Linked DNA regions of Homo sapiens: regions 2 and 3 are each linked to region 1. The links are chromatin loops, found by intact Hi-C in ENCODE. Cell type or tissue: Calu3. All regions are shown on one strand.

Evidence for each region. A loop is a pair of places that touch in the nucleus more often than their neighbours do. Peaks named below come from ENCODE experiments on the same cell type or tissue, not always from the same donor. Only the 100,000 strongest peaks of a DNase experiment are listed, where the experiment ranks them.
Region 2: a loop joins it to region 1, with 4 times the contacts of the local background. A loop is called at or near these places in 1 of 110 quality-filtered maps.
Region 3: it touches region 1 in a loop (2.5-fold over the local background); 1 of 110 quality-filtered maps calls a loop at or near these places.

Annotation. Positions count from the first base shown.
Region 1 is chrX:133,149,377-133,153,376 of GRCh38, forward strand. It overlaps LOC124900495 (small nucleolar RNA SNORA8), which reads left to right and starts at 3,378; the gene lies at 3,378-3,516. In Calu3, no CTCF peak of the experiment used is centred here; a DNase peak (open chromatin) is centred at 2,145.
Region 2 is chrX:133,050,456-133,054,455 of GRCh38, forward strand. The region is part of intron 5 of USP26 (ubiquitin specific peptidase 26); the gene reads right to left. Among named protein-coding and RNA genes, the nearest start is that of USP26, 45 kb to the right of the region's middle. In Calu3, no CTCF peak of the experiment used is centred here; no DNase peak of the experiment used is centred here.
Region 3 is chrX:133,084,409-133,088,408 of GRCh38, forward strand. All of the region lies in intron 4 of USP26 (ubiquitin specific peptidase 26), which reads right to left. Among named protein-coding and RNA genes, the nearest start is that of USP26, 11 kb to the right of the region's middle. In Calu3, no CTCF peak of the experiment used is centred here; a DNase peak (open chromatin) is centred at 1,593.

The DNA.
Region 1 (4,000 bases):
AAACTTGCTATTTCTATTACATATCTGGTACTCTTATTTTAACATAATCATGAACCAGAAGAAATGATCCCTTGGAAAACTATGTACCTTAATTCTTGGTTGGAAATAAGTTATCTTGGGCTTCAAGGTCCTTGCTAAGCCTCAATGTGCTTTAATCCCATGTATTCAGGCCATCTGGGAGAGGGAATATTTTACCAGTGGCCTTTTAAAGATATCGTGCAGGTAGTGAGAGCTCCCCAAACCTTTTTATTGATCTCCTTGGATTATTTTCTATATCACACTGCCAGGCCAACTCTTCTATCCTCTTCTGAAATGTTCAATCTTTTCCTTAATCAAATAGATTATGTTACCTCCATCTTTCATTCAATTCACTCTTTGGATATATATTTATTGAGGGCCTACTATGTGTCAGGCATTATGCTAAGTACTATTGATATAATAATTAAATAAAAATGACAAACTGGTTGGGCACAGAGGCTCATGCATGTAATCCCAGCACTTTGGGAGGCTGAGACAGGAAGACTACCTGAGTCCAGAAGTTCTGACACTGTCTCTTCAAAACAAAACAAAACAAAACAAAACTATTCCATGACTTTATGGAATTTTTGTTCTAGGAATGTAATCAAGAGAAACCAATAATCTCATAAATGAAACAATTACAAAATGAGAGAAGCATATGAAAGAAGAAAAACAGGGATTTAGATCGAGAATAGCAGGACATGCTGGTAGGAAGTCCTCTCAGAAAACATGATATGTAAGCTGAGATCTGAAAGATGAGAAGTACCAGCCATAGGAAAAGTGGAGAAAAACAAGTTCTAGGAAGAGAGACTGGCATGTTCAAGGGCCCTGAGTTAGCTCTTTGCAGTCTATTGCAAAATGGCAACAATCTGTCTTTTCTTACTCTATCCAGTCCCTTTGCAATGTGACTTTTCAGCTTCTCCCACCAAGAAGTGGAAATTATTTTTACTCCCCTTGAATCTGGGCTGGATTTGTACCTTGCTCTGGCCAATAGAACATGGCAGAAGTGACAGTGTGCCAATTTGGAACATAGGCCTCAACATGCCCTACACACTTTTTTTTCCCTTGAAACCCTGCACAGTTATCATGTGAAGAAGCCAGGTTTGGCCCACTGGAGGATGAGAGACCCCAGAATGGAGATGTGCCATTTCAGCTGAGGCAAGTCATCTTAGACCAGCTAGCCCACAGCTGATCCAACAGCTGGCCACAGTTGTCAGAGAAAACCCAGCCAAGACCAAGTAAACCACTAAATGATCCCTGCCCAAATTGCCAACCCAGGAAATTCTGAACTACATTGTTTTAAGTCACTTATTTTGGGGTAGTTTCTTACACAGCAAAAGTTAACTTGTCTACCCTTTAATGAGAACAAGGTACTTGCCCTGCTCCAAACGTAAAAAATCTCTGCTTTTAGAATTATTCCATGGTCAAATTTGTTTAAAGCCAGCATGCAGCAATCATTTATAAACTTGGCCCTTTCAAAGAGCAACTGGCCATGTTATTTGCCTAGTTTCACCTTGAAGGGCTTGCTTAGAATCAACAGAAGCAGAGTGGCCTCACCACAGGCTTCTAGTACAGAAAGGCAGAAAAGAGCTCAGATGAAAGGCTCGCCTCAGGAAGACATTGGGGAAGGAGACATGCTCAAGGAAATTGTAAAACTTTAAAATCACATGGCAGAGAAATGCTCCCAAAGATTGGCTTCTTTCTTAAAGGAGAGTTGCAGAAAGGCAGCTTTCCATCAAAAGACAAATTTTATCTTAGAATTCAGACTACTATAGAAAGGGAAGGCTAGGGACTCTGAAACCACATAGTAAAAAAGATCAGGGACACTTGTGATTGGCTTTCAGCAGGGTGATATGAAATAAAGGGTAAGTTCACCTGTGATTATAAGTGAATTCAATTTAATAACTCCCTTTGGAAACACTCTATACATAAAAGCTATAAAAGCCTGTGCAGGGGTGGCCTCATCATCTTGATACCACAATTGATCTGGGAAAACCATAAAGCCAACACAGATCCTGTTCATTGAGCAAGATTCAGCAAATCCCAAGCTGACACATCAAGCACTTTACATCCATGGGTCACAGCCACTGGCAGGCTGGTTGACCTGGCTCCAAGTGAATATGTAGCCAGACTGCATACCATGCTGTAAACCTCAGCACATTTCCAAGCAAGCAAGTTAAATTGCAACCAGGCCACTTCCGGCCTAAAGGAGGTTGCTAATCTAAAGAAATTCTCCTATGGACTGAAGCCTTTTAACCTGGGCAAATGGTTCCAAAAGTGTCATTCCCAGACTAGCACACCAGCATTACTTAGAAAGTTGTTAGAAATACAAATTGTGGGGCCCCATCCAAGATCTATTGAGTTGGAAACTGTGGTTGGGGCCCAGCAATCTATTTTAGTAAGCCCTCCAGGCGATTCAGATGCAGGCTTAAGTCTGAGAACCACTGTTGTAGGTGGTTGTGGTTGGCCCCGTTCTTAGAGTAGAATTCTGGGTCTTTAAAATGTATTTGTTTATTTCATTTTAGAGATGGGGGTCTTGCCATGTTGCCCAGGCTGGTCTCAAACTCCTGGGCTCAAGCATCCTCCCACCTCAGTCTCCCAAATTGCTGGGATTACAGGCGTGAGCCACCACACCTGGCTGAAGAATTCTGGGTCTTTAAATGGCCAGTCAGAGCAAGCTTAGCACTCCTTACAGTGAGCAGGGTTCTCCTCCTTCCCTGAACAACCTTACTGGATAACTATATTTGAAAGTTGAGCCATAGCCATAGGAAATATTTCTCCAGTAACACAGTTTGTATTTAATAATCATTCAGTAACAAAATACAGAAACAAAAGGTCATGGCACCCTAGTTTCTCAGGATTAGAAGACTGCAAAGATCATGTCACGTACTGCTTCTCAAACTTTAATGTGCATAGAAATATTTGGGAATTTTTTTAAAATACAGGTTCTGGCCGGGCATAGTGGCTCACGCCTGCAGTCCCAGCACTTTGAGAGGCCACACTGGGAGAATTGCTTGAGCCCAGGAGTTTGAGACCCAACTTAGGCAGCATGGTGGAACCCTGTCTCTACAAAAACTTAAAATTTAGCTGGGCATGGTAATGCATGCACCTGTAGTTCCTGCTACTCAGGAGGCTGAGGCAGGAGGATCCCTTGAGCCCAGGAGGTCGAGGCTGCAGTGAGCCATGATTGCACCTCTACACTCCAGTCTGGGTGAAAGAGTGAGACCCTGCCTCCAAAAAAAAAAAAAAAAAAAAAATATATATATATATATATAAATATATATAAATTAAATGCAAGTTCTGATTCAGGAGGTCTAGGGTGAGGCCTTAGGGTCTTTGTTCCTTAAAAGCTTCCAGGATGCACTGCGTGGTATCTGCACTCAGCAGTTTACTCCTGCTAGGGTGTTCAAAGGTCAGTGCCATAGAAATCCAGTATCTGGTTTCATTGGTTTTCTTGGCTTTGTGCTTGTTAAACCTGGTATTTCTATTGATACAGCATTTGTATAGGTTTCTCATACTCTTCAGTTTGATATATTCTAAGAGTAAGCAATGCTTTTCTTTTTCTAAGGTGTCAAATTGAGAATGAAGCAGATCCTCCTACTGTGAAAATGACCCTAAAGTAAATTGGTTGAAGAAATTAGATCCCAAAGATTCTTGGTGAATTCTGATGCCTTCATCAGTATATTCATATTAAAAAGAGATGAAAGAAACCAAAATAAAAGAATTACGGGCTGACAGGACAACTGGATTAAGCATCAGTTCTATTAAAAAGGGCTAACTTGAAGATATTAATAAATCTCTTGAAGACAAATTTTGACTCCAGCTCTTTAGAGGATCCAAAGTGACCTTGATGGACAGTAGAAGGGATTACAACATAAAATTCCTTGAATAAAAATGTATTGATTTAAAAACAAAACAAAACAAAAAAAGGCTTCCAGGTGATACCAATGCTGTTTGTCTATGGACCACACATTGAGTTGTA
Region 2 (4,000 bases), 99 kb before region 1:
TCTCAAATGACCTATTTGTGACCACTCAGGTCCTCATTATATTGTAATGTTAAGCAGTTTAATGAGTGAAAACACCACAAATTGCTCATATACTTTTAGCTAATCATATTCACTAGAGGATAGAATAAACTATAAAGGTATAATTTTTTTTTAAAAAAAGAAGCAATAATATTAAGCAGGAGGACAGAAATGTTTAAGAAGCCATGTTATCTACTTAAAAGAATGTTGATCAAACATCAGAAGACCACGTGCTTAGTGTCTGCTCTGCTGCTAGCAAGCTCTGAGAACTGTAAATTAACTATGTTCCTTCACTGACCCTATTTTATCTACTACAGCACTGTGCAACAGAACACTTCACAGTGACAGAAAAGTACTATATCCACACTGTTAATATGGTAGCCACAAGCCATATGTGGTTACTGAATGCTTGAATATGACTAATGAGAGTAGGAACCTGAATTTTATTTAATTTTTAATTTAAATAGTTGCAAGTAGCTAGTAGCTATCATATTTGACAGTACAGATCTAAGATCTATAAAATAAGGTGACTCTAGGCATAGCTTAATACCTTGACAGTTCTGGAAAATCTATTGTGATATCTAATTCCGTTTGGCAGGTACTAGAGGTTTGCTGACCCAAACCCCCATGCACAGCATTTCCCTTTCCAATCCCCTTTCTAGGATATGGAGGACATATGACACAGCTGTCAACCAACAGCAGAAGTCTACTGAGTTTGTTGGCCTGATAAAGACAGACACGTTTAGAAGGACCCATTTTGCCATTTGACATTCACTTTTTCCCTTTTCACTGGCTGAATACATATATGACAGCTGGAATAAGGAAATAAAGCACCATGAGACAAGTATAAAGAAGATGACTGGAGTAAGGAAGCCTTCCTAGGCTCATGAGACAAGAAATATGAAGATGAAATACAACCAGAATTGAAAAGTAAAAAGATTTAAGAACATTGTTCCTTGAAGATGCCATTGAGCCACTGCAATAACCACCCTACTTATTTAAGCTATTGTAGCTGTGTTTTGTTACTTGCAGTTGAAAGCCCAGGACCACCGGATATGGAATACCATGAGGTTTAAGACTAAAAGTTGAGAAGAAAAGTCATTTTAGATTAGTTGAATTGGAAAGCTAGCAAGTGCAGGATGGCAAGGTAAAATGAAAGATCACAAGAGCATTGATCCTTAATGATGTGGAGCTAGCTACTACACAAGGACTGAATTTACTACCATCACATTTTCTGTGATATGACAGTTAAACAAACTCTTATTTGATTAAGAGCCTGTAGTTGGGGTTACATGCAGTAAAAATTTTTGTTACTTCAAAGTCAAACATGCCTAAATGATTCTGTACTTAGTTTTAATCATTAATTCCATATTCATATAGGGAAGAAGCCTTAAATAGAAATTTTGACCGCCCAAGATACAGTTGTTATGTGAAACAATTAAAATAATTAAACTCCTACTTAAGTCGCTAGAGTTCCTTGCAGTGAATGGCTTCCTAACTGATGTTCTGTTTAAGTCTCTATTTTACATTCAAGGTTTGCTTATAGTATGACGTAGATGGGATTTTGACAGATAATGATGCACTGACAAACAATAGAGATCAAACTGTAGAAAAGAGTGATCAATATCAGTAAAAGGCAGTAGAAAAGCATGAAGAATGGTGCAATAGCAGTTAATATCCTTATGGATGTAGTCCAAAGTCACGAGAATGTGGAATTTACTGAGTCCAAGATGTGGCCCCAGAGATAAAAGGTGAAAAATTGACTTACGATAGTGGAGTCTGAATTCAAGAGAGATTACAGTAGACAATCAGTTACACACTTAGAGAGTTCAGGCAGCACCACTTGGGTGGAAATGGGGACTTGACATTCAGATCACAAATGGCATTTAAGTGGGTCTCAATGTTTACAGGGCTTTAAAACCATTTGAAGAAACACTTTAAAATGCGGGAAAGGGAGTGAATGTGTTTGTGACTACCGAAAAGGTGGAAAAAAAAGTAAAATTGGATTTTTATTCCTATTAAAGTCTATTCACATAACTGATTCCACAATTCTGGAAAGAAGTTCCTCCACAGATATCACTGAAAACATCAACTTGATTGTCTTTTGGTTATTTTCAGTTGGAAAGAGAATGAGTGTGTTTGTGATTCCAGCCAGGAAGTTGTTTAACAAAAAGTCCCAGGAAAAGCAGTGGGACTGCCATGTGCATTTCAGGGAGAGTCTGAAGATTGCTGAGCAGAGTAGGAATAGAATATAGTAGACTGCTGTTGATTTTGTTAGTCAGCAGACAATCAGAGCGCTGCCTGCCCATCATGGGACAACAGGGCATCCAAGCCATGTGGGGAAAATGAGATCTCCCTTCCAGTTTGAAGGTCTCTCCTTATAATGTAGATGGGGAGGGGGGTGAGAGGACTGGTAGCTGTCTCCTATTGCCACATGGAAAAGGCATCTTCCTGTGTGAGGAAAGAGCCAAGACTCAGAGAACCAGAGAAAGCAGGGCTGGGAAAAAGAAAGAAAATACTATATGTGAAACTAAGTGTCACCAAATAATTTCCCAGTAACATGCCATAAATTCCCTTACTTAAAAGCCACTTCGAATTGTTTTTCTGACACCTTCAATCAAAAGTGACCCCACTCATATACCATGTCTACAGTACTCATTTCAGAATATACGGTTATTCTAAGAAGCCCATGACATAAGTATAATGTTAAGAAAGCAGGATATTAACCATGAGTATAATATGAGCTCATGTCTTCTTAAAATATGAATAGAAAAAGTACAGAGGGCTGGCGTGGTTGCTCACACCTATAATCCCAGCACTTTGGGAGGCCAAGGCGGGTGGATTACTTGAGGTCAGAAGTTTGAGACCAGTCTGGGCAACACGGTGAAACCCTGTCTCTATTGAAAATACAAAAATTATCCAGGCACGGTGGTGCATGCCTGTAATCCCAGCTACTCAGGAGGCTGAGGCAGGAGAATCACTTGAACCTGAGAGACAGAAGTTGCAGTGAGCTGAGATTGTACCACTGCACTCCAGTCTGGGCAACAGAGTGAGACTCTTTTTTAAAAAAAAAAAAAAAAGGAAAAAAAAAGTATAGAGGGCTAATATTCCCTGCTGGTATAAAACAGATTCATACCTGAGACAAGCAAAGAGTATAGGATTAATTTTTTAATGTGAAAACTCAGGAGCCAAGTTAATGTTCTTTTCTAGACGTAAGTAAATCCTGCACGGCAACGGGCCACAAAGCAGGGAGATCTCTTAGGTTGGTAAATGTAGGGATTTAAGAATTCTTGGTGATGATGGGATATAAGAGATCCCTAGTTTCACAACCAAGTTTGTCAGATAGGTAAATTCAGGTCAGAGAGGTTTTAAGTGTTTGAACCAAGACTAGAAAAAGTACCTACTTAAGTACAGTCTCCTTTTTCCAGTCTACCTTAGCATTGGGCTAAGCCTTTTTACTCATTAAGTGAAAGGCTGGGAGGGCACATTCCAGAGATGGGAAGCAACAGAAAAGTCAGAAAGTACAAGGAGTTGTGCTGGGCTAGAGAGGAGAGTTTGGGTAATGAGGATATTTGTTGTTTCAGTAACTAAACTCTCCTGGATAAGCTCTAAGAATGTCTGCCTAATCCTGATTTCTATTTTCTAGTCCTTACAGTCAGAATATGTTCTAGGGGTTATGCTTCCTACATACGGGCAAAAGGTTAACAGCCTTTCAGAGATTCTCAAGAAGTGACTCATTCAGAGTCCTCTAGACAGCATTTAATTCTTTAACTATAGATGGGGTTTGACCGGGTGGGAGTGTCATTGGTCTTACAGCTCCAATTAATTATTTTACCTTCCTCTTTTCCACTCACTTTACATTTTCCCTCCTGAGTTTTAATGATGCAAACAGCACTGAGGCACCATCATCTTCCATACCTAAACTGAAATGGATTCACATAATAGTTTTACAGCACTGAGCATTCAAGTCACATTTGCTGTC
Region 3 (4,000 bases), 65 kb before region 1:
GGCTGGTCTCAAACTGCTGTGCTGAAGCTATCCTCCTGCCTTGGCTGCCCAAAGTGCTGGGATTACAGGCGTAAGCCACCGGGCCTGGCCTGGGGCAGAACTTCTTTTTTTTTTTTTTTTTTTGAGATGGAACCTCACCCTGTCGCCCAGGCTGGGGTGCAGTGGTGCGATCTCGGCTCATGGCAACCTCTGCCTCCCAGGTTCAAGCGATTCTCCTGCCTCAGCCTCCCAAAGTGCTAGGATTACAGGCATGAGCCACCGTGCCTGGCCCATAACTTCTTAAATTGTGTCTACACACAAACATGTGTAAGTGTCTTTTGTCCCCTTTATTTTTAATTTTTTTATTTCCATAGGTTATTGGGGAACGGGTGGTGTTTGGTTACATGAATAAGTTCTTTAGTGGTGATGTGTGAGATTTGGGTGCACCCAACTCCTAAGCAGTATACACTGCACTCAATTTGTAGTCTTTTATCCCTCACCCCCTTCCCACCCTTTCCTCCTGAGTCTCCTAAGTCCATTGTATCAGTCTTTTTCTTTTGAGACGGAGTCTCACTCTGTCACCCAGGCTGGAATACAGTGGCACAATCTTGGCTCACTGCAACCTCTGCCCCCCAGGTCCAAGTGATTCTCGTGCCTCAGCCTCCCAAGTAGCTGGGATTATAGGTGACTACCACCACGCCTGGCTAATTTTTGTATTTTTAGCAGAGACGGGGTTTTGCCATGTTGGCCAGGCTGGTCTTGAACTTGAGGTCAGGACCTCAGGTGACCCACCTACCTCAGCCTCCCAAAGTGTTGGGATTATAGGCATGAGCCACTGCGCCTGGCCCATTGCGTCATTCTTATGCTTTTGCATCCTCATAGCTTAGCTCCCACTTATGCATGAGAACAATGTTTGGTTTTCCATTCCTGAGTTACTTCACTTAGAATAATAGATGCCTCACTTAAACCTGAGGTCCTTCACTAGGAGGCAGCTTATTCCTAGTACCAATTCCACACACTAAGAATAGAAATATGAACAGGACATAGAAAGCCTCTCTCACTTGTGTTTACATCAATGGGCAGTCCTACAACTGGTCTGCATCAAGCCAAATGAACAGAACTGCAACTGTTCCTACAAGGATCCTACAAGGTCTTTTCACCACTCCTATATATGCTGCTACTGAAGTCATACAGATGATACATCTGCATTAACCATACAACTTGTTAAATGCTACACTGTACAGTGCTTTTCAGAACATTAGATTCAACGAAAACTAGAATCTTTAAAATAAATTCACTGAATTTTTATGTCTTTCCCAATTGTATGCATAATATTTGAGTCTAGTAACATGGACTAGAGTCAGATATCTGAATGAGAAAGCATAGATTTACTGCAGGTCCTCAAATAAGGTCATTTTCTACAACATTGTTTCCTTATAAAATTGATGAGGAAAAAAAAAAATCAATTCCCGGCTGGGGCTACTGTCTGGGTGGAGTCTGCATGAGTTTTCTCCAGGTACTCACTTCCTCCCACATCCAGAAGATGTGTAGATGGGGTTAACTGGCATGCCTAAATGGTCCCAGTGTGAGTCAGCGTGGGTGTGTGTGTGAGTGCACCTGGTGATGTAATGTCCTGCCCAGGGTTGGTTCCAGCCTTGCACCCTGAGCTGCTGGGATAAGATCCAGCCACCTGTGACCGCTTGAAACAGAGTAAGTAGGTTAGAAAATGACTCAATGAATGAATACAAAATATTGTAAAATAAAAATTCAGAAAGTCTATGATAATCATACAAATGCACAACAATAAATGACGTTGTGCTAAAGTGCTCAGTGAGCTTGCCATATTTGTGATTGTTTTTGAACTGCATGGTGGTAGGAGATACTTCTTAGAATTTTCACTTTGCAAATGTTTCTTCCTTAATTTAAATCCACCATCACGGCTGGGAATGGTGGCTCATGCCTGTAAAACTAGCACTTTGGAAGGCTGAGGTGGGAGGGTTGTTTGATGCCAAGAGTTAAAGACCAGCCTGGGCAACGTGGTGAGACCTTGTCTCCACAATTTTTTAAAAAGAATTAGCCAGGCATGGTGGCACACACCTGTAGTCCCAGCTACTCTGGAGGCTGAGGTGGGAGGATCACTTGAGCCCAGGAGTTTGAGGCTGCAGTGAGCCATGTTTACATCACAGCACTCCAGCCCGGGTGACACAGCAAGACCCCAACTCTTAAAAAGTAATAATAATAAGGCCGGACGCAGTGGCTCACGCCTGTAATCCCAGCACTTTGGGAGGCCAAGGCGGGCGGATCATTTGAGGTCAGGAGTTCAAGACCAGCCTGACCAACATGGTGAAACGCCATCTCTACTAAAAATACAAAAAAATTAGCCAGGCATCATGGCAGGAGCCTGTAATCCTAGCTACTCGGGAGGCTGAGGCAGGAGAATTGCTTGAATCTGGGAGGCGGAGTTTGCAGTGAGCCGAGATCACACCACTGCACTTCAGTGTCGGTGACAGAGAGAGACTCTGCCTCAAAAAAAAAAAAAAAAAAAAGGTAACAATAATAAAAACAAATAAACCCACCACCACAATGACCACCACGACTCACTGATTCACCAAGAGCTGGGTAATTATTGTATCTTGTTTTTGTTAACCTTTCTTAAAGGTATAGATAGCTCACCTTTATTTCAGTGTTTAATAGTAAAAGTGTTTTCAGTCTTTATTTAGAAGTTTGGTGATGTTTTCATGACCAGAAATATACGCCATGGAGACCTAACTCTTGCTTATATCAATCAGCCAATGGTAAATTTGGTTTTGTCATAAGTCATTTTGCTTCAAAAGTTGCAGTTCACTGGAACTTATTGAAGACATTAAGTGAGGACTTACTGTACTTACTAAAATTCAATATAAAGACTCCTCACTAGAACAAATATGGATATTTTTCATAGAAAGATTAGTTAGAAGAACATTAAAATGTTAGCAGTGGTCATAATTCTATGCAGTTTGATTGCCAGTAATTTTTTAATTTATTCAGTGTTGTGTAAGAGCTGGCTCATATGAGGTGGTAAGTGCACATCTCTTCCAAAATCTGCATTCAGTGTGACAACACTTGAAATTGGTGATGGTGGAATTATTTACACCTTAGAAATTGACAAATGCCACATATCAGGTTTTTTCTCTTCTTTTGGAGAGTCACTTGTTAAACAAAAAGCATACCACTTTTTGTAGTCTCTAGACTTTCCTTGTGAACACATAAAATTATAATTTGAGGTTACTTTTAAAGAAAATGAAATTTGAGCAAATTAATCTTTGTGTGTATAGCACGTTTTCATGAAGTATTAAGAAAAATATGTTTTTCTCCATAAAAGATCTATAAACCCAAATAGCCTTGCCCTAAAATTTCTGCTATAATTTAATCTCTCTCCTGTACCCATATAAACAAGCATGAAAACATGAGTGTGGAGAGAGGAAGTCACACCAAGAATTTATAGAACGTGAAAATTTCAAGGCCAGGTATGGTGGCTCACACTTGTAATCCCAGAACTTTGTGAGACTAAGGTGAGAGGATTGCTTGAGGCCAGAAGTTCCAGACAAGCCTGGGCAACATAGGGACATCCCATTTCAACAAAAAAAGTAAAAAATCAGTTGGGCATGGTGGTAGTGCCTCTAGTCCTAGCTACTCAGGGGGCTGAGGCATGAGGACTGCTTGAGCCCAGGAGTTCAAGACTGCAGTGAACCATGATCATGCCACTGCACTCCAGCCTGGGTGACAGAGTGAGACCCTGTCTCAAAATTTTTTCTTTCAATTAGTAGCCATTGACAGAGTAGACCCCAGATGAGTTAAAGCAGCAGTCCCCAACCTTGTTGGTACCAGGGATCAGTTTTGTGGAAGACAAATTTTCCACAGACCGGGGGTGGAGGGATGGTTTCGGGATAAAATTGGATCCACCTCAGGATCATAAGACATTAGATTCTCATAAGGAGTGTGCAACCTAGATCCCTTGCATGTGCAGTTTACAATAGGGTTC